Linked DNA regions of Homo sapiens: region 1 is linked to region 2. Evidence: chromatin loops called from intact Hi-C (ENCODE). Cell type or tissue: heart right ventricle. All regions are shown on one strand. Each heading gives the region's core, and the rest is flanking DNA. Links, peaks and the distances in the headings are about the cores only. Region 1 overlaps NKX2-5 (NK2 homeobox 5). Region 2 overlaps BNIP1 (BCL2 interacting protein 1).

Evidence for each region. Peaks named below come from ENCODE experiments on the same cell type or tissue, not always from the same donor. Only the 100,000 strongest peaks of a DNase experiment are listed, where the experiment ranks them.
Region 1: a loop joins it to region 2, with 7 times the contacts of the local background. A loop is called at or near these places in 23 of 110 quality-filtered maps.

The regions. Positions count from the first base shown.
Region 1 is chr5:173,222,547-173,232,705 of GRCh38, reverse strand. It overlaps NKX2-5 (NK2 homeobox 5), which reads left to right. Exons shown (of 2, transcript NM_004387.4): 2 at 1-597. The coding sequence ends at 137. It also overlaps the pseudogene RPL7AP33. Among named protein-coding and RNA genes, the nearest start is that of NKX2-5, 7.6 kb to the left of the region's middle. RefSeq lists enhancers at 1-580, 2,854-3,520. In heart right ventricle, for the core only: no CTCF peak of the experiment used is centred there; no DNase peak of the experiment used is centred there; H3K4me3 peaks cover 3,867 bases; H3K27ac peaks cover 4,276 bases; H3K27me3 peaks cover 5,785 bases.
Region 2 is chr5:173,161,439-173,171,820 of GRCh38, reverse strand. BNIP1 (BCL2 interacting protein 1) reads right to left here. Exons shown (of 6, transcript NM_001205.3): 6 at 7,434-8,096. The coding sequence ends at 7,900. Among named protein-coding and RNA genes, the nearest start is that of BNIP1, 22 kb to the right of the region's middle. In heart right ventricle, for the core only: CTCF peaks have their summits at 5,158 and 5,357 (motif pointing left); DNase peaks (open chromatin) are centred at 5,340, 6,506 and 8,521; H3K27ac peaks cover 4,696 bases.

The DNA.
Region 1 (10,159 bases), core at 1-8,000, 62 kb before region 2:
CAGCGCAGCCGGCCACTGCCGCCGCCAACAACAACTTCGTGAACTTCGGCGTCGGGGACTTGAATGCGGTTCAGAGCCCCGGGATTCCGCAGAGCAACTCGGGAGTGTCCACGCTGCATGGTATCCGAGCCTGGTAGGGAAGGGACCCGCGTGGCGCGACCCTGACCGATCCCACCTCAACAGCTCCCTGACTCTCGGGGGGAGAAGGGGCTCCCAACATGACCCTGAGTCCCCTGGATTTTGCATTCACTCCTGCGGAGACCTAGGAACTTTTTCTGTCCCACGCGCGTTTGTTCTTGCGCACGGGAGAGTTTGTGGCGGCGATTATGCAGCGTGCAATGAGTGATCCTGCAGCCTGGTGTCTTAGCTGTCCCCCCAGGAGTGCCCTCCGAGAGTCCATGGGCACCCCCGGTTGGAACTGGGACTGAGCTCGGGCACGCAGGGCCTGAGATCTGGCCGCCCATTCCGCGAGCCAGGGCCGGGCGCCCGGGCCTTTGCTATCTCGCCGTCGCCCGCCCACGCACCCACCCGTATTTATGTTTTTACCTATTGCTGTAAGAAATGACGATCCCCTTCCCATTAAAGAGAGTGCGTTGACCCCGCACGTGTGCTTCTTTCAGCTTGCGGCGCTTCAGAAGCAGGAGAGAGGTGGCCGCCCGGGACTGGTCTCAGATCTCAGGCACAGGCATTCCCTGAGCAAATTGATAACATTGATACTAATAAAACCTAACCCTTGCTGGAACCATACTGGTTCCGTGTCGGGCACTTTCTGAGATTGTCTCATATAATCCTCAATAATCCAAAAAAAAAAAAATCCTAAAGTTTAGAAGCTGAGGCCCGGAGAGGTTTAATGACTTACCTGCGAGCAAATAGCCAGTACTAGTCGAACTCTGGTTAAATTCAGGATGCCTCACTTCAGAGACCGCCTTCCCTGTGCTCCCAAGCTCCCCTCCTTGAATCCTAATGTGTGCCAGGCACGGTTCCAGGCACTGGGCATTAAATGGACAGCAAAAGAACCTGGGCCCTCTGTAGCTGGAGAGCACCGTGATCATCCCACTTAAAAGAACTCCTTAGCCTGTTTCCAGATGGAAAAGCCAAGAACCCAAGCCCTTGGCAAGCGTTCTCAGGCTCCTCAGATGCCCCCAGATGCCACGTCGGGGCCTCATCAGCTGCCCGTGGGACTGAGTGCCGAGGCTGGACCCCAGAGAGGTGTCCTGCGGATGGTGCTCACCTCCAGCTGTGGTGAGGCCCCATAAATTCACATGGTCAAGGGAGCCCCTAAGCCCTAACCTTACTGATGTCCTTTCCTTAGGGCATTTAATTTCACCATAGTTCTGACCAACAAATGTTACTAGTGTCCTGATTTTATAGATGAGAAAACTGAGGCTCAGCGAAATCAAGTTTAAACCCTGCTTGTTATGGGACTTGCCCACTGCATGCCTCGGTGGTGGTGGTGGCGGTGGTGGTGGTGGCGGCGGCGGCGGTGGTTGCTCTTGTTTGTCTGTAAAATGAGGATAACAAACACACCTTGCTCGCATCCAGGATCGCCAGTCAGCAGGTGCTGGGACCGGACCTCCAGCTCCTCTATCACCAGCCCCAGAGCCTGAGGAACTGACCCAGGATCTTTTTAAGATACGTCTTTAAAAGGGACCAAAGCCAGAGGGAGTTGAGGATTTGTTTTCTCACTGGATATGGGTTTTTCTGATATTTTGCCCAGGAAGCACTGAGTTGGAGGCCTGGGGCATTGGGGCATCCGGCTGAGAGCTCCCTGACACAGCCAAAGCATTGCTTGTGGCAGCCAGGAACCGAGTGCTTCTCAATGTTCCCCTGACTCCCAGTAAGGGTCGCCAGGCTGGCCTGGCACAACCAGGAGCTGTCCTACTGCCTCACCAGGAACCATGCAGCCCCGCCAGCGCCTGTGGTGTCTCTCTGGGTAAGTGCCACACGCCCGTGGAAGAGGGGAGGATGCCAGGAGGTTCTAAGTACAACCACTGTCTATACCCAGTGTTACCACTGGACACAGTAGGATACAAGGGCAGTGGAGTGCAGGCAGTCTACCATCACAGGGTTCTGGGCTGTGCTGTGGGAAGGAAGAGGAAAGGGCTGTGCTCAAGGCTTGGCTGAGTAGAAGAAGGGACCTGAAGGTCTGGGCCAGCTGGCAGCTAGAGAGAGCCATCAGGAGTGGGAGCCGGATGATCAGCTCAGCCCTGGCATTCCACCTCCTGGGCCTGTGACCCTGCTGCGAGTCTTTAACATGTTCCTGTCTCAGTCTTACGGAGGGACACACTGAGGCTCCTCCAGGTTGCCAGACCAGCTCCTAAGCAGGACGGTGCTCTCCTGCTAGGCAGCCCCAGCCCACAGCCCCAGCAGGCCTAACTCACACAACTGGGAAATTCTTCTATCCGAAATGACCCGTATTTGCTCTTAACCAGATCGCTGTGGCCTCCGTCCCGCACTCCTGTGGGCCTTTTTCACCTTACAGGTGTCTGCAGTAGCATTAGAAACAATATTTATTTCACTTAACGTTATACCACGAGGATTTCTCCATGATACTTCCCTCTTTATGTGTCATACTCTCCCTTGGGGGACCAGCTGAGTGACCCAGGATCTCCTGCAGCTTTCCCAAGGCGCTCACAAAGGCTAACAACGGCTGGCTGGCATCTGCCAGGGCTCACCAAATGCCAGCAACCCCAGCTAAGTGTATACAGGAGTTCTCTCACCGAACCCATCTTCATTTGCAGACCGGGAAACTGAGGAGGTTACGTGGGTGGTCAAGATCATCCAGTCTCTAAGCGGGAACGGGAGCTGGGAAACACACAGGACACATACTGGGGAGAGTGTTCCTGAAGCCAGAGCCCGCCACACTGTGGATGTCTCTCCAGTAAAGATGCAGACAGAATGGCTCCAGGCCGCGCTGAGCAGAACCCAGACTCTTGCCAGTGGGGTGAGGATCTCAGGCCTCACATCCAGGCTCATGATGGGGCAAGCTGTAGACGGCAGAACTCAAGGAGCCGGCAGGGACTGCCCTTGCCTGGCTGGGGCGAGGCTTTCCTGCGTGGATGCTGAGTCAGGGAGCGAGGACTCAGGCCGGGACAGGGTCAGAAGTATCCTAAAGTAACAACACCCCGTGTTTACATGGCGACCCCCACCCCAATTATATCGGTGATATTTGTTCTGTGTTCAGTTGCTAATTGTATAAACGACGCATTCAGGGTAAGAAAACTCAACCGGCTCAGAGAAAAGCAAAACAAAGGAGAAGTGTGGGGCGCCTCCGAGGTGGCAAAGCCAGCGGAGATGAGGGTGGCGCAGGCATGAGCTCTCCATGCCTAGGGCGCCAGGGAGGCACCTAGGGGACTCATTTTATTTTTAGTATTTTTTAAAATCGAACAAGAACACGCCGCAGTTAAAAAAAATGGAGATAAACAGCGATATTAAAAGGAAAAAATGGGGGAAGGAAGGTAGGTTTATTTAAAAAAGAAAGGGAAAAAAATTAGCTTGGTGGTTCCCGGCAAAGGCGAGCCGGGGCTGGGGGTCCCCAGCACGAGGCCACCGCCTCCCACCCGGCCCCCGCCGCACTGGCTCCGCCGTCCCTTCGTTTCCTTGGGTCATTCCCAGCCCGCAGGCACAGGTTCGGCCAAATCAGAATAGCTCCCGTCCTTTCATTTTGTTTAGATTTCACCTTAAGTCGACGCCACGGTGTGTATCTAAATACCTGTATTTTTAAAGGACGCGCGGAAGCCGCAGGTTTCACCGCTGACTCGGAAACATCACGCGGTCCCGCGCGGGAGTAGCACCGTCTTCCCCGCAGCGCCCGCCCCTCGCATCCTCCGGGAAGCATTCCGAGCTCAGGCCCAGCGCTTCTACGCCGCAGGCAACAGCCTTGTGGCCTCTAAGCCTTGCCGACTCCCCTACCAGGCTGAGCTCCTGGAGAAAGGGGCCTGTGGCCTGCCTTTAATTTATCACTCACAGAGTTTATCGCGTGCCAGGCACTGTTCTGAGCTCTTTACAAGTGAACCCATTGAATCCCTTTTTATACCTCTGGGTTATCGTGAGGAAACAGATGAAGGATTCATTTTAAACCCAGAAAGAAGGAGTACGTTGCCCAGGGTCACACAGCTGGTCAGTGTCAGAGCTTGGTTTCAAGCCCAGGCAGGCTGGTTCCAGAGCCCCAGTATGTAGCGTGGTCCCATCCCAGTTCAGGACTGGCAAAGAGTAGGCGCCAGGAAATGTTTGTCCATTAAAGAGTACAGACATGATATTAGCTAACAATTCCTGGATGATTTCTATGTGCCAGGCACAACAAATTACCAGAGAAGCACACTTATTATTCCCTTTGAGTCTGAGAGGAATCTCAGACGGGATGGTGGCAGCTGGGACTCCAGGGATGCAGCCCGGCCCTCTTGCTGCGACTCAGAGGAGAGCTCACCCCAGTGGTGAGCAGTGAAGAGACCCGAGGGCGAGACCCTCAGATCACCATGGGCTCCTCACCCTGCTGCAGCCCACAGCTGCGTGGAATAACAGTATGGATTATTGCCTAACATCTGTTGGTGCTTACTTTGTGCCAGGCCCAGGGCTAAATGCTTACCCTGCAAATCTCATTCTGTCATTTTCCAAGGAGGAAATTGAAACCCGGAGAAGTTAAAAACATCACCTACCTAAGGCCACTCCAGTAGTGTGGAGTGGGGAAGCTGGTGCTGGGATCCAGATGGTTCCAGAGAGCCCTAGCTCTTCAACCCACTCTCAGCAGCTCCCAAGCCTGCCCAAAGAGACAAACTGCCTGGAGGCCGGGACAAACCCAAACCCCTGCCTGCCCCAGCTGCCTTGAACTGGACTCCCCAGGGACAGGGCCTTCAAAACTGCATTGGTGTCCAGATGATTCTCATCATTTGGCAGGTTGGAGAACCGCAACCGCCACCAGCAGAGGCCCCAGACTGCACGGGCTCCAGTTCTTGAGGGCCTGCAAGAAACTGGAGTCAGATTTCCCCTCTCCAGGCCCTGCTCTTCTATCTCAGGGTCTCTGTGTGTTTGCTGTGATCCAATGGCTGAGGCACAAGCCAGGCAGCCCTGGGGACCCCGGGCAGGAAAGTGGAATGGTGGAGGCTGGGAGAGGGACTCTGGGACATGCCCGTCTCAGTCTGGACCCCAAAGCCATCCCTGTGGCTTGTGAAGCTCAGGTCCTGCCAGTGCTGCTTTGGAGAGAAGAGCAATTTGGGGGGAATATTCCGAGACAGTCCATTTCTTCTACCCAGATCCTAAACTCCACACCGGAGTCCTGCAGGAAGCAGACTAGGAGCAAACCAGCCTCCGTGGGGGCTTATAGTATGCCAGGCTCTCTGCGTGAGCTCACTGAAGCTTTGAAATCTGCTGTTCATTGTGGAGTCCATTTTACAGATGAAGAAAGTGAGCCTTAAAAGGGTTTTGTCAGGGCCGGGCGGGGTGGCTTACGCCGGTAATCCCAGCATTTCAGGAGGCAGAGGTAGGTGGATCACAACATCAGGAGATCGAGACCATCCTGGCTAACACGGTGAAACCCCATCTCTACTAAAAATACAAAAAATTAGCCGGGCGTGGTGGCGGGCGCAGTGGCAGGTGCCTGTAGTCCCAGCTACTCAGGAGGCTGAGGCAGGAGAATGGTGTGAACCCGGGAGGCGGAGCTTGCAGTGAGCCAAGATCATGCCACTGCACTCCAGCCTGGGCGACAGAGCAACACTCCGTCTCAAAAAAAAAAAAGGTTTTGTCGGGCCAGGCACAGTGGCTCATGCGTATAATTCCAGCACTTTTGGGGGCTGAGGCGAAGGATTGCTTGAGCCCAGGAGTTCAAGACCAGCTTGGGCAACACAGGGAGACCTTGTCTCTACAAAAAAAATCAAAAAATTAGCTGGGCATGGTGGTGCACGCCTGTGGTCCCAGCTACTCAGGAGGCTGAGGCAGGAGGATCGCTTGGGCCCAGGAGGTCGTGGCTGCAATGAGCTATGAGTGTTCTGCCGCACTCCAGCTGCACTCCAATCTGAGCAACAGAGTAAGACTTTGCCTCCAAAAAAAAAAAAATTTTTGTCACTTTCCCTATTCCTGCAGTTAGAAAGTAGCCAAGCCAAGTTCCATGACCAAATGCCCTTCTTTCCAGTATACCCTAAACTATCCTCACCTATCTTGAACTCCAGCTCAGCAGACGTCTTGAAATGGACTCATATTAGCCTCACAGCACTCACCTCACCCCCTGCCCCTGACTGGTTTTCTCTGCCTTCAGCTTTTCAGGTGAGATCTTTAAAATAAGTGGCTATAGGCTGAAAGTGCCTCCTGCAATTAACCAGTTTACCCAGGCCCTGGACCGCCAAACAGCTACTCAGCTGCTTAAACTGGCTCATAAGTACAGACCAGAGACAAAGCAAGTGAAGAAGCAGAGGCTTTTGTCCCAGGCCAAGAAGAAAGCTGCTGGCAAAGGGGACAGCCCCACTAAGAGACCATCTGTCCTTTGAGCAGGAGTTAACACCATCACCACTTTGGTAGAGAACAAGAAAGCTCAGCTGGTGGTGATTGCACACAACGTGGATCCCATCAAGCTGGTTGTCTCCCTGCCTGCACTGTGTCATAAAAGGGGGGTCCCTTACTGCATTATCAAGGGGAAGGCAAGACTGGGGCGTGTAGTCAGTCCACAGGAAGACCTGCACCACTGCCGCCTTCACACAGGTTAACTCAGAAGACAAAAGAGCTTTGGCTAAGCTGGTGGAAGCTATCAGGACCAATTACAACGACAAATATGATGAGATCCACCGTCACTGGGGAGGCAGTGTCCTGGGTCCCAAGTCTGTGGTTCACATCGCCAAGCTTGAAAAGGCAAAGGCTAAAGAACTTGCCACCAAACTGGGTTAAATGTACACTGTTAAGTTTTCTGTATATAAAAATAATTAAAACAATACAAATTTTCCTTCAAAAAATAAAATAAGTGGCTATATATGGAAAGGAGTCTGCATTTTCAATTAATGCAACCATTCATTATTCATTATTGTCCTTCTGTGGCCCTTCATAAATTCCCATGCAATCTCAGCAATAGGAAACATGTATTGCTAACAATGTTAGCTTAGCTTTCTCCTTACAAAAAATTGTTTTAGGGATGGGGTCTTGCTCTATTGTCCAGGTTGGGCTTCAACTACTAGACTCAAGCAATCCTCCCACCTCAGCCTCACAAATAGCTGGGACTACAGGTGCTCCGTCATGTGTAGCCTCTTCCTACAAATTAAAAAGAATAGCTTCCCCTTCCCCCAACTCCAGGCAAATTTGATGCTTAATTATCACCATATTTGTTCTCTCTGGTGCCTATTTTCACATCTTTCCATGATCCAGATTTCCTAACCACCTAGTGTAAACTCTTCAAAAGCCTTTCAAAAAGATTTGAGGCTTAAACAGTGTAAATAAATAGATGATGGTTTGAAATATCCCTAAATGTTTTCCAGATTCAGTGCACTCTCAATCAAAGTGCTAAGAGTGCATTTGTGTATTCTGTAACGTCACAGCTGAATGGAAATTTCACATGGAAGTGTAGAGATCTAAGAATAGCCAAGAAATTCTTTTTTTTTTTTTTTTTTTTTTTTTTTTTTGATGACAGGGTATCACTCTGTCACCCAGGCTGGAGTGCAGTGGTGCAATTATGGCTTACTGTGTCCTCGACTTCCTGGGCTCAAGCTATCTTCCCACCTAAGCCTCCTGAGTAACTGCCACCACAGACGCACACCACCATGCCCAGCTTATGTGTGTGTGTGTGTGTGTGTGTGTGTGTGTGTGTGTGTAGAGGTGGGTTTTCCCTATGTTGCCAGATTGGTCTTGAACTCCCGGGCTCAAGCAATCCTCCCACCTCAGCCCCCCAAACTATTGTGATTTCTGGTGTGAGCCACCGTGCCTAGAGTCCAGTCACACAGGCTGGAGTGCAGTGTCATGATCTTGGCTCACTGCAGCCTCAACCTCCTAGGCTCAGGTGATTCTCCCACCTCAGCCTCCCAAGTAGCTGGGACTACAGCTGCATACCACCATGCCTGGCTAATTTTTTGCATTTTTAGTAGAGATGAGGTTTCAGCATGTTTCCCAGGCCGGTCTCAAACTACTGGACTCAAGCAATCCATCTGCCTCAGTCTCCCAAAGTGCTGGGATTATAGGCATGTGCCACTGCACCCAGCCCCAAGACATTCTTAAATAAAGAAATAAGGAAAATGAGGTGGGGGGTTCTTTCCTATCAGTTAGCAAGGCTTGTAAAGCTATGGTAGTTAACACTGTGATACTGACACAAGGGCAGAAACATAGATCAATGAGAGAGAACAGAGTGCCTAGAATCAGAAGTATACATATACAATCCATGAAAGGGTTAGTTTTGTTTTGGGGGAAGTGAGATTTGGTTTTTTAATTAAAAGAAGTTTTTTTGAGACAGCGTCTTGCTCTGTCACCCAGGCTGGAGTGCAATGGCACGATCGCAGCTCACTGCAGTCTTTACCTACCAGACTCAATTGATCCTCCTGCCTCAGCCTCCCAAGTAGCTAGGACTACAGGCGCGCCACCACGCCCAGCTAGTTTTGTTGTTGTTGTTGCTTATTGTTATTGTTGTTGTTTGCAGAGACAGGGTTTTACCACATTGCCCAGGCTGGTCTTGAACTCCTGGGCTCAAAGGATCCTCCCACCTTGGCCTCCCAAAGTTCTGGGATTACAGGCATGAGCCACCACACCTGGCCCAGAGGTATTTTTGAAGTTCAGTGGGGAAAGGGTGAACTTTTCTATAAGTGGTTCTCCATAAGATTTAGAAAAAAAAGAGAGAGAGAGAACATCATTCACAAAATCAGATCAAGGTTAATTAAAGGCCCACCTATGAAAAGCAAAACTATGTAACACTTAAAAGACAACATAGAAAAATATTTTATGACCTTATGTTAGGAAAAGATTACTGAAACATGACTCCAAAAAGCACAAACCTTAAAGGAACAGCTGGACTACATTAAAATTAAAAATCTACGCTTAAGCCCAGGAGTTAAACCCATACTCCCCAAGACACCACACATAGAGTGAAAAGGCAAGTCAAGCCACAAAATAGAAGATATTTGCAATATATATAGCCAACAAAGCATTAGTACCAGAATATATCGTGAAATCCTAACACTTCCTGGCCACTGCACTCCAGCCTCTCTGACTTCCTTACTGTTATTCCGACAAGCCTGGCAATTCCTGCCTCAGAGTCTTTGCACTGGCTGTTCCCTTTGCTTGGACTGTCCTTCCCCCAGAATGTCTGCCTGGTGAATTCTTCATCTGCTTCCAGTCTTTACCTAAATGTCACCTTATCATGAGCCCCTTTCTGAGTACCCTATTTTAATTTGCACTCCTATGCACATACTCCTGGTAGCCCTACCTTGCTCTGATGTGTTTTTTTTCCATTAGACTTTATCATATCTAACATATTCTTTTGTTGAATGATGTATATCCCAAGCACCAGAAAGAGGGCCTGGCACTTGTAGGAGCTTAGAAAAAAATGATGCTGAATAAACAAATGAAGACAAATTACCGAAAGGGGGAAAATGGGCAGGAGAAATGAACAGGGATTTCAAGGAAAAGGAAGTACAAATGGCCCCAAAATATATAAAAAAATATACTCTGTTTATTACTTAGAAAAACAAAAAGTCATGATGAGACAATACACTTCATATAACAGATTGGCAAAAATTAGAATTGGGATAGAGTAGGCATCAGTGGGAATTCTTCTGGTAGGGGTGTAACTGAGGACAAAGACTTTAGAAGCCAGTTTGGCACAACTTAGTAAATTTGAATACGAGCCTACCCAAGATCCAGCAATTCCTCTTCTAGGAATATACACCAGGGATAGTCTTGTATATGGGTACCTAGAGACATAAGTAATGAAGTTCAAAACAGCCTTGAGTGTAAGGGTATGTCCTTGAAACCACCAAATTGCCTATCAACAGTTGGACAGAGTTATAATTAAGTTGTAGAAAATTCACAGAGTGGAATATTATACAGCAGTGAAAATGAAAGTGCCACAGCCACACTCAACAACATGAATCAATCTCAAAGATGAATCAATGCTCTAAGGTGAGCAAAAGAAGCAAGTCACTGAAGAATATAAACAATGTGATTTATTTTACATAATAGTCAAAATAGGCAAAACAAAATG
Region 2 (10,382 bases), core at 1,239-9,238:
TAAGAAAATGTGGCACATATACACCATGGAATACTATTCAGCCATAAAAAAGGATGAGTTCATGTCCTTTGTAGGGACATGGATGAAGCTGAAAACCATCATTCTCAGCAAACTATCGCAAGAACAAAAAACCAAACACTGCATGTTCTCACTCATAGGTGGGAATTGAACAATGAGAACACTTGGACACAGGAAGGGGAACATCACACACCGGGGCCTGTTGTGGGGTGGGGGAAGGGGGGAGGGAAAGCATTAGGAGCATGATGAGTTAATGGGTGCAGCACACCAACATGGCACATGTATACATATGTAACAAACCTGCATGTTGTGCACATGTACCCTAGAACTTAAAGTATAATAAAAATGAAAAAATAAAAAAAAATCAAACAACCTAATTAAAAAAATGGTCAAAATATTTGAAAAGGGCCGGGTGCATTGGCTCACACCTGTAATCCTAGCCCTTTGACAGGCCGAGGCAGGCGGATCACTTGAGGTCAGGAGTTCAAGATCAGCCTGGCCAACATGGCAAAACCCCGTCTCTACTGAAAATACAAAAATTAGCCTGGCGTGGTGGCACACACCTGTAATCCCAGCTACTCGGGAGGCTAAGGCAGGAGAGTGGCTTGAACCCAGGAGGTGGAGGTTGCAGTGAGCCGAAATAGCACCACTGCACTCCAGCCTAAGTGACAGAGCAAGACTCCATTTCAAAAAAAAAAAATTTGAAAAGACATATCTTAGTCCATTCAAGCTGAGATAACAAAATACCACAAACTGGGTGGCTTACAAACAACAGAAATATATTTCTCACAGTCCTGGAGGCTGGGATATCCAAGAGTGAGATACTGACAGATTCAGTGTCTGGCGAGGGCCAACTTCCTGGTTCCTAGATGACACCTTCTTGCTGTGTCCTTGCATGGTGGAAGGGGTCGGGGGTCTCCCTGGGGCCTCTTTGGGCCTCTTTTATAAGGGCACTAATCCCATTCATGAGGGCTCCACCCTCATGACCTAATCACCTCCCAAAGGCCCCACCTTCTACTACCCTCACCTTGGGGGTTAGGATCTCAACATATTAATTGGGGCAAGGAGAGGAAATCACAAACATTCAGACCATAGCAAGACACTTCCTCAAAGAAGATATGTGGCCAGTAAATAAGCACATAACATCATTATCATTAGGAAATGCAAACTAAAGCCACAATAAAGACTACAACACACCCACCAGAAGGACTAATTTTTTTTGAGACAGAGTCTCACTCAATTGCCTAGGATGGAGTGCAGTGGCATGATCTCGGCTCACTGCAACCTCTGTTTCCTGGGTTCAAACGATTCTCCTGCCTCAGCCTCCCGAGTAGCTGGGATCACAGGCATGTGCCACCACGCCCGGCTAACTTTTGTATTTTTAGTAGAGACGGTGTTTCACCATGTTAGCTAGGCTGGTCTCAAACTCCTGGCCTCAAATGATCTGCCTGCCTCGGCCTCCCAAATTGCTGGAATTACAGGCATGAGCCACCGTGCCCGGCCGCACTATGACTCCCTATTATCTTTTAGGGGAGGAATTTGTTTTGGTTAAACATATTTCTTAGTTTTTCCACAATGAACATATATTGCTTTTGTAAAACAAAAGGTATCTGAAACGGGTCTCAATCAATTTAAAGGTTTATTTTGCCAAAGTTAAGGACATATCTGGAAGATAAAAACACAGAATCACAGAAACAGTCCGTGGTCTGTGCCTTTCTCCGAGGATGATTTTAAGGGCTTCAATATTTAAAGAGGAAAAGCTGGCTGGAAGGGAAAGAGGGAGGGTGTATGGTCATCCACAGGTTGCAAGGGAGAAGGAGCAGGCAGGGGGATGGTCAACTATGAATTATCTGGTGCTCAGTAAATTAGCACTTTACATAAGGGTAAGGTGAACATAGAGTAGCCGCCTGTGGAGATATTTAACTTTTTATCTGTAGCTATCTGCTCAGGAACCAGAGGAAAGGCAATTTCTTGCACGACTCAAATTTCAGCTTAATTTTTTTTCTTTCGGCTTAGTGAATTGGAATTACAATTCACTATGGGGTCTCAATATACCCTCTCGTGTATCTGTCTGACTTCAGGTCAATCTCTGACAAGCTGTTGGCTCTGCAAGGCAGGCGGGATCTTACTCTTCTGTCCACAGGATGCAGCAGAGTGTAGCTTTAGCACACACTCAATAAGATATGGGAATGGATGGGAGGACGAGGTCCCTCAGGATGGCAGCAGGAGTCTGCAGAGTCTGACAGATCACACCCTCTTGGTCCTTTAATCCATTGCTTCTGAAGCCTGTTCAGGTGGCAATGGGGAATGCCACGGAAAAGCCATCTCTTGCAAACCAAGAATGACTTCCTTAAAAATTATGAAATTTCTGCCAGGAGCACTCTTGTTCTTCGTGCCATTCAGGGTATCAGATTAAAACAGATTCACCATTTGCTCCTTCTTCCATCACATTCATTTGGTATTCTATGGATTCATTTTATCTAGGGGTACTCTTTGCCAGCAAACAAGATTGCAGGGGAAGGAGGGGAAGAGCAAAGATTTAAGAATAAGAAAAAAGAACATTGCACATTAAGCTAATTCTACCCATTAACTTTTTTTTCCATGGATCGGGAAAGATGGCCACCTGCCCGGGCCTGTTCTGCCCCTCTCAGTCCTTTGCCATTTGGGAAACTGTGCTCCGTCCTTGGGTCCTGATTTCTCACCCACCCCAGCATCCTCTTCTTCTTAGCCTAAGCGCTGTTTTCCTAAAGTTAAGCCCCAGACAGAAAGGGGTAGTAGGCCGTTTTGCTTTTGTTTGGGAGAGAATGCGGCAGCCGCCAGGGTCACTGTGTGAGAGGTACTGAGTGAGCTCCTGGCGTGTGTCTTGTCGTTTGATCATCCCAGTACCGCTAAGAGGTCAGAACTGTTGTGGAGGAGGCGATCCATTGCTGAGGGCATATGGCCAAGAAGAGCACAACTAGAATTCAGGTCTCTGCCACCAAAGGCCACAGTTTTGACTGAGACACTGTGGCCCATTAAAGATGCAAGTTGACCAACACTACGAGCCCTGAGGTTTCTGGTGTGTAGCAGCCTGGGCCTGCTGTTGGGGACTGAAGGGACATTGGGGTGATAACACCCACCCCTCCCCTCACCCCCAGGCTGAGCCCTTCATTCCTGACAACAGGGCTGAGACTCCTGTCTGCTATCTCTTAGATTAGCCCACAGCTATTTTTATTCTGCTCTTGCTCAGGGAAGAAACACAGCTTGGGCAAACCCTCCAGCAGGGCCCCAGGGAAGACCACCATTAGCCAAGGAAGAACACAGAGCTTGCTTCACTATCTTTTCTCAGCCACCTACATACACTAACACAATGTATGGATGCCTTCTTTTCAGAACAAGGTTGACACGAATCTGTCAAAATAAAGCGAATGCTCATCTCCTGGTTTGGTGGGAAAGAGGTTTCAAAGAGATGGGCTGGATGAAGGGAAAAGAGACCCAAGAAGGAGAAAATAGGAAGCGTGCTAGGGAAGCCAGGAAGCCCGGGAAGGCCCAGGCTGTGGGGTGGGGAGCGATCAGGAACGTGGGGCGGATGAGGAGCACCAGCCACAGGGCGGTGGAGCTGATCAGGGTCTGGAGCTTGCCTGGGAGGCCTGCATTGCACATTTAACTTTTGAATTATGGCTGAGCATCCTGTAGATATGGTCAAAGTGTAGGAACATGGATGACCTTTCCTTTGATACAAAGGGAACAAGATCTGAAGCATTTAAGCCTGAATAGGAGAGGAGTTGCCAGAGAGGTAAGACGGAAGCCAAGAGAGCGTGGCACCACATAGCCGGGGAGCTTTCTGGAAGAACCAGTGCCCAACAGGGCCAAAGATTGTGAGAGGTAAGAAAAGGGTGGGTATGGGCGGGAGATGGGCTCCAGGTTGGCAGCCTGAGGTCACTGAGCCCCTACACTCACCTCTTGCCACGCAGCCTTGCTTGCCCTCCTCAGATGTGCCAGTGTGCCCCTGCCCGGCCTTTGCTCCAGCTGCTCCCTCTGTGCAGAACCCTCTCTCGACTGTCCCCAGGACGCACCTCCCCTGCCTCAAGTCTTTGCTCAAATCCTACCCCAGTGAGACCAACCTTGACCACTCTGCTTAACACTGCAAACCTGCTCCCACCTCTCCATCCAGATCGCCATCAATAAGCTCCACTCTTCCCAAACCACTCATTTCATGTATTAACTGTTTATCATCTGCCCAACATCCCCTACACACCAGAAGGTCCATGACAACAGAGAATCTTTGTTTTGTTCACTGTGTAGCTCTAACACAAGTACCTGGTACATAGTAGGTGCTCAGTAAATACTTCTTGAATGAAAGATCTCTTGATGACTGCTCTATACCTTTAACTCCTTGACTGTCAGCTAATCAAAATGTAACAGATGAGCCGGGCACAACGGCTCATTCCTGTAATCCCAGCACTTTGGGAGGCTGAGGTGGAAGGATTGCTTGAGCCCAGGAGTTTGAGACCAGCCTGGGCAACAAAGTGAGACTTCATCTCTACAAAAAATAAACAAAATTTAGCCAGGCGTGGTGGTGCACACCTGTAGTCCCAGCTACTCAGGAGGCTGAGGTGGGAGGATCGCTTGAGCCTAGGAGGCAGAGGTTGCAGTGAGCCATTGTCGCACCACTGCACTCCAGCCTGGGCAAAAGAGCAAGACCCTGTCTAAAAAAAAAAAAAAAAAAGGTAGCATCTGAGCTTGCATTACTATTTAACAGTGAAAATTATGGCCACTTAGGAAACATATCCAAAAACAAAATATAGGTAAGCTTCATACATTTATGTTTTAAAAAATCTGGCCAGGCGCGGTGGCTCACGCCTGTAATCCCAGCACTTTGGGAGGCCAAGGCAGGCGGGTCACGAGGTCAGGAGTTCAAGACCAGCCTGGCCAAGATGGTGAAACCCAGTCTCTACTAAAAATACAAAAAAAAAATTAGCCGGGCGTGGTGGCAGGTGCCTGTAATCCCAGCTACTCAGGAGGCTGAGGCAGAGAATTGCTTGAACCTGGGAGGCGGAGGTTGCAGCGAGCCAAGATTGCGCCACTGCACTCCAGCCTGAGTGACAGACCGAGACTCCGTCTCAAAAAAAAAAAAATCTGATACCTACATATAAATATATACTGCATATACACACGCAGTACATATATATATATATGCAGTGTGTGTGTGTGTGTGTGTATATATATATATATATATATATATATATATATATATATATATCCATAAGAGCATTTCAAATGGACCGATGAAGATTACCACACCCACTGCAAGAAGGCAGAGCAAATGTGGACACTGCCCTCTCATGGTTGAGCATGGAGAGGGCCGCATTCTGCTTTGGGGAAGGATTAACCCTGGTGGCTGGTGGAGGTTGCAAGATGTTGTTATCAATGACATTTCAAAATGGGTCACATTCAACTCTATTTTCAGGAGGAGGCAAGTAAAAGAGGAATAAAGTGTCAAAGGGAGCAATTTTAGGGCATACAGAGCCCACGCAATTCCATATTGTGAGGAGGATGTTGACAATTAGTGGGAAGCAGTAAAGAAAAATGTTAAGACAAGAAAATCTGAACTTGATAACATCCATCTGCTGCACTTACAGCTGGAATCTGAGTGGGAATTTCCCATCTGTGCTTTATTCTCAGCTTTAATTTGACTATAAATAAGACACATGTGTGCACAATCTGCACCGAGTGTCTTTTGGGGCCAGGAATTGTTTAAGGATGATATACAGCCTACAAAATTATGTGTGTGTGTGTGTGTGTGTGTGTGTGTGTGTACACAGTGTGGATCTATACTTAGATCCACACTTTAACTTGGAATCCACTCATTAAGCTGGTCTGAGATGTGCAGCTAGTTTTTTATAACTTGGTCCCATGATGATCTGCCACTTTATAACTGAGGCCTTAACTCTTGACATCCTCTGCTCAAACACCTCTAACAGAATGCTGGTGCCTGGCCCAGCTTTTCCTGAAGCACCGCTGCTGTCAGCTGCAGGAAACCTCAGTGCCCAGGGCCCAGGGGGTGGCAGCATTTGGAAAGGCCATGGCAGGCCTGGTCTGAAGACAGCTAGCTACACTTGCTGCTTTATATTCTCATTGGATTCTCAAGTTGACTCTATGAGGACCCATATGGATTATCACCTCCATTTTACAGATAGGAAAACTGAGGCTTAGCAACATAAAGTAACTTGCCAATGGTCCTGTGGTCCATTAGCAGTGGAGCCAAATCTCAAAACCAAGTGTTTGAGCCAAGGATCAAAGTCCATGTTCTTCCCACTTTCCCTTCAGCCTCCACACTGCCCTTCCCAGGTCCTCTGGGGCTATAAATAGTGGGGGAGGCTGGGATTTCAAGCTTGAGGTCAGCCAGGCCTGCAGCACAAAAGACACAGCACCTCTAGGACTGGCCTAGCCTGGGCCCTCTCCCTCTGGCCTGGACAGAACTCAGGCTCACACAGTCTCAGCTTCTCACTAGCTTCTCCCTCCTTGGTTATACTTAGCTCTGGACATCAGAGAGAAAGGCATGTGCCAGCCCGAATCACTGCACACCCCCAGGCCTGGCCAGGCTGCTGTGGTAGAGAATGGCATTGCAGCCTTTTCAGATGTTGGTGTGAGCCACTTCCAACAAGGGCTGTTTTCTGTTCTGTTTCTGTTTTTTTGTTTTTTTTTTTTAAATACAGACAGGGTCTTGCTATGTTGTCTAGCTGGTCTTGAACTCCTGGGCTCAAGTGATCATCCTGCCTCAGCCTCCCAAAATGCTGGGATTAGAGGTATCAGCCACCACACCTGGTTGAACAGGGGCTGTTGGACCCTCCTTCCTGATAGTCTGTGAGATTTTATTTCCGTGTCTCCTTCTGTTCCTCCTTGAGGGAGGAACCATGTCTGGTTCACCAATGTATTTGTCATGTTCAGCAGCGTCTATAACACCCTGTGTGTGGCAGCTGTTTAATAGTTCCTTGTTGTTGGGTGGGGACAGAAAGAAAATAACAATGCTAATTCGTTGTTGAATGAATGAATAAATAAATAATCTAGGTTCATGTCCTAAAAATCTGGACATCAAGAAAAGAGGGCTGGGCATGGTGGCTCACACCTGTAATCCCAGCACTTTGGGAGGCCAAGATGGGTGGATCACCTGAGGTCAGGTGTTCGACAGCAGCCTGGCCAACATGGAGAAACCCCATCTCTACTAAAAAAATACAAAAATTAGCTGGGTATGGTGGTGTGTGCCTGTAATCCTAGCTACTTGGGAGGCTGAGGCAAGAGAATCTTTTGAACCCAGGAGGCAGAGGCTGCAGTGAGCCAAGATTGCGCCATTGCACTCCTGCCTGGATGATAGAGCAAGTCTCCATCTCAAAAAAAAAGAAAAAAGAAAAGAGGAACACACATTCCCAGAGGGCTATCTTACAAAATCAAATACATTTTATTCTATTAAATAAAATCAAGTTTATTCAAGGAATGACCAGGAGTTTTCATCACCTTTCTTCCTACCTCTTCTCTCTTCCCTCCACCAGATCTGGCATTTAAGGGCACGATGGGAGCGGGAGACAGGAGGGGCATCCGGTCCTGGAGGCTGGACTTTAAGTGCTCCACGCAGCAGCGGCCTCCCATAGTGCACAATGGTGGAAGGAGGCGGTTCGTATGTCCCCAGGGCGGCATCCCAATGCCAGACCTTCCTCCCATGGCTCTGTTCACCCTTTACAAGCCAGCTACTTGCAGAAAAGTGGGGCACTGTGTTCCATCCAACCTGCAGGCAACTGGTGCAAACGGAGGGGTGTGTGGCTCAGCTTAGCAGCCTAGAGCTCAGGAACCAGGACAGATCCTGAAACAGGAGCTGAAAGGGCCAGAACTGGCACCTTTGGGATCTCACAAAAATGGAAAGAGCCGCTTTTTCACAATATAGAGGACCGTAGCAAGAAACAGGGCTAGCGCAAGGAAGATGAGAAGCTTGTCCGTCAGCTCCCGGCGATTGTATTTTGTGATAAGCTTCCGGCCCAGCTGGATGGTGCCCGACATGGACTTAAATTCTTCATTTGCATCCAGGATCGTTCGTGAAGAAGTGACTGAAACAAAAGAGGAAGGAGGCCCAACTCAGAGACTGCAGCTCAAGATCCAAAGACCTCACTCTGCTGGCTGGGGTGCTGATAAAAACCAGCATTCTCAAGTGAGTTCCTCTGAGCTGGAATCAAAGCATGTGGAGACCAGCCAAGGAGCTGACAAGGAAAGGCTCCTCCCCAGGTCCCATCAGCTCCAGAGAGTGAGGGGGGGTTTGTCTGGGAGTCCTTGAACATGAGCGTCACCAGGGAGAAGGGCAGAAGAGGCTTGCTCACCCAGCCACCTCCTCAGCTCTCTGAAGCAGATGGACGCTGCTCAGGGAAACCACCAGCCACAAAATCAACCCAGGGATCGTGGGCAGGCACTGTGAGGTCTGTGTTGGGGCAGCAGCCAAATGCACCAGAACCTTCCACCTATGAGGTGCGGCCTCCAGGACATCTGCTGGCCAGACCGGCACTTTGCAGGATCTCAAAAGGGCAAGGGTGTCCCGGGCTCTGCCGTAAGCCCTCACACATACCAGTCCCTCAGGCCAGGGATACTGGCTGTAGCTTTAAGGAGGTGACACCTAAGAAGAGGCCCACGTCCCTTAAGGAATCACTGTCCCCAGAGTCAGATGTATTTCTGAATATGGGTATCTGGGCCTGACGCTGAGGGTAGAAGGTGTACCTGGCGAGGTTCTCCCACAAAACATAGCAAGGCATCATCAGAACAGCCATTGAATAGAACACATTAAGTGAAAAGGGAAAGTATAAAGGAACGCCTGTGAAATGTTTCCATTTAGGTAAGAAACAGGGAGATAAATGGTATTTCATTTGCTTAAGTTACAAAAGCTTGGAGGATCACAAGATATTTTTTAAGACACTGGTTACAGAGGTTGCCTCTGGGAAGTGGACCAGAGGGCTGGCAGGTAGGGGTCAGCTGGAGGTCAGAACAGAGAGTGATCTTTTTTGTGTCCCTTTTGTACTCTCCAGAGCTGTGCTGACCAATATGGCAGCCCCTAGACATGCGAGGCTGCTGTGCATAGAAAAACGTGGCTAATGCAAATGGAGATGTCAGGAGATGTAAGTGTCAAACCCACACAATGTTTCTTTTCTTTTTTTTTTTGAGATGCAGTCTCACTCTGTCACCCAGGCTGGAGTGCAGTGGCGTGATCTTGGCTCATCACAACCTCCACCTCCCAGGTTCAAATGATTCTCCTGCCTCAGCCTCCCCAGTAGCTGGGACTACAGGCATGCACCACCACGCCCAGCTAATTTTCTTTTTGTATTTTTAGTAGAGACAGGGTTTCAACATGTTGGTCAGGCTGGTCTCGAACTCCTGACCTCAAGTGATCTGCCCGCCTTGGCCTCCCAAAGTGCTGGGATTACCGGCATGAGCCACCGCGCCTGGCCAAAATCCACACGATGTTTCAAAGACTTAATCTAAGAAAAAGGAATGTAAAATATCTCAATAGTTTTTAATATTAGTTTTACATTGAAATTATAATATTTTACATAATGGGTTAAATAAACATCTTACTAAAATTAATTTCTTATGTTTCTTTTTACTTTTTAACATGTGCCTACTGGAAAATTTAAAGTTACATACGTGGCTGCTGTTGCGTTTCTATGGCAGTCCTGGGCTAGAGTTTTCTTATCCTTCTCTATGCTGTATGTGTTACCTTTTTAAAAATTAAAAGCTAATAAGTAAATAGGATAAATTATCAGAGGAAACACAGCAGCGTTTTGAAAATGACAGATAAAAGGAGAAAAACAAACACTCACAGAACAGGAATCCCTCTCCGCCTGCTTTCTCCACGCCTGCCTGCTGCGATTTCAAAACCCTGAGATCTTGCTAAGTAAAAATCTAATAGGCCTTTCTTTTTAAACTTTATTATTACGGAGAATTTTGAACCATCACAGAGCAGACAGCATAATATCATGAAATGCCATGTGTCCACCACCCATAACCAAGAACCACCAACCTCTGAAATCCTGCTCCCCCTCCCCCCAACTGCAACTACTCCTGCAATTGTGGAGCAAATTCCAGACACCATATTCCTAATAAGCTTTTTGTTTTAAAATTATGGTCCTAGTAGGCTTTTAAATCAAGCTGAATTTGTGAGGCATAAGGAAAGGGTTAAGAACTGTATTCTTCTCTTTTCTTCAATAGTTATCGCTTGTACAAAATGGGCCCCAAGAACACCGGGACCCTCTCAACACCCCAGAAGCCACCAGCATTTGTGTTTCCTTCCCACTGTTAGCGGGGGGTATGCTGTCGCCACACCAGAGCATAAAAGCCCTGGGCTCAGAGGC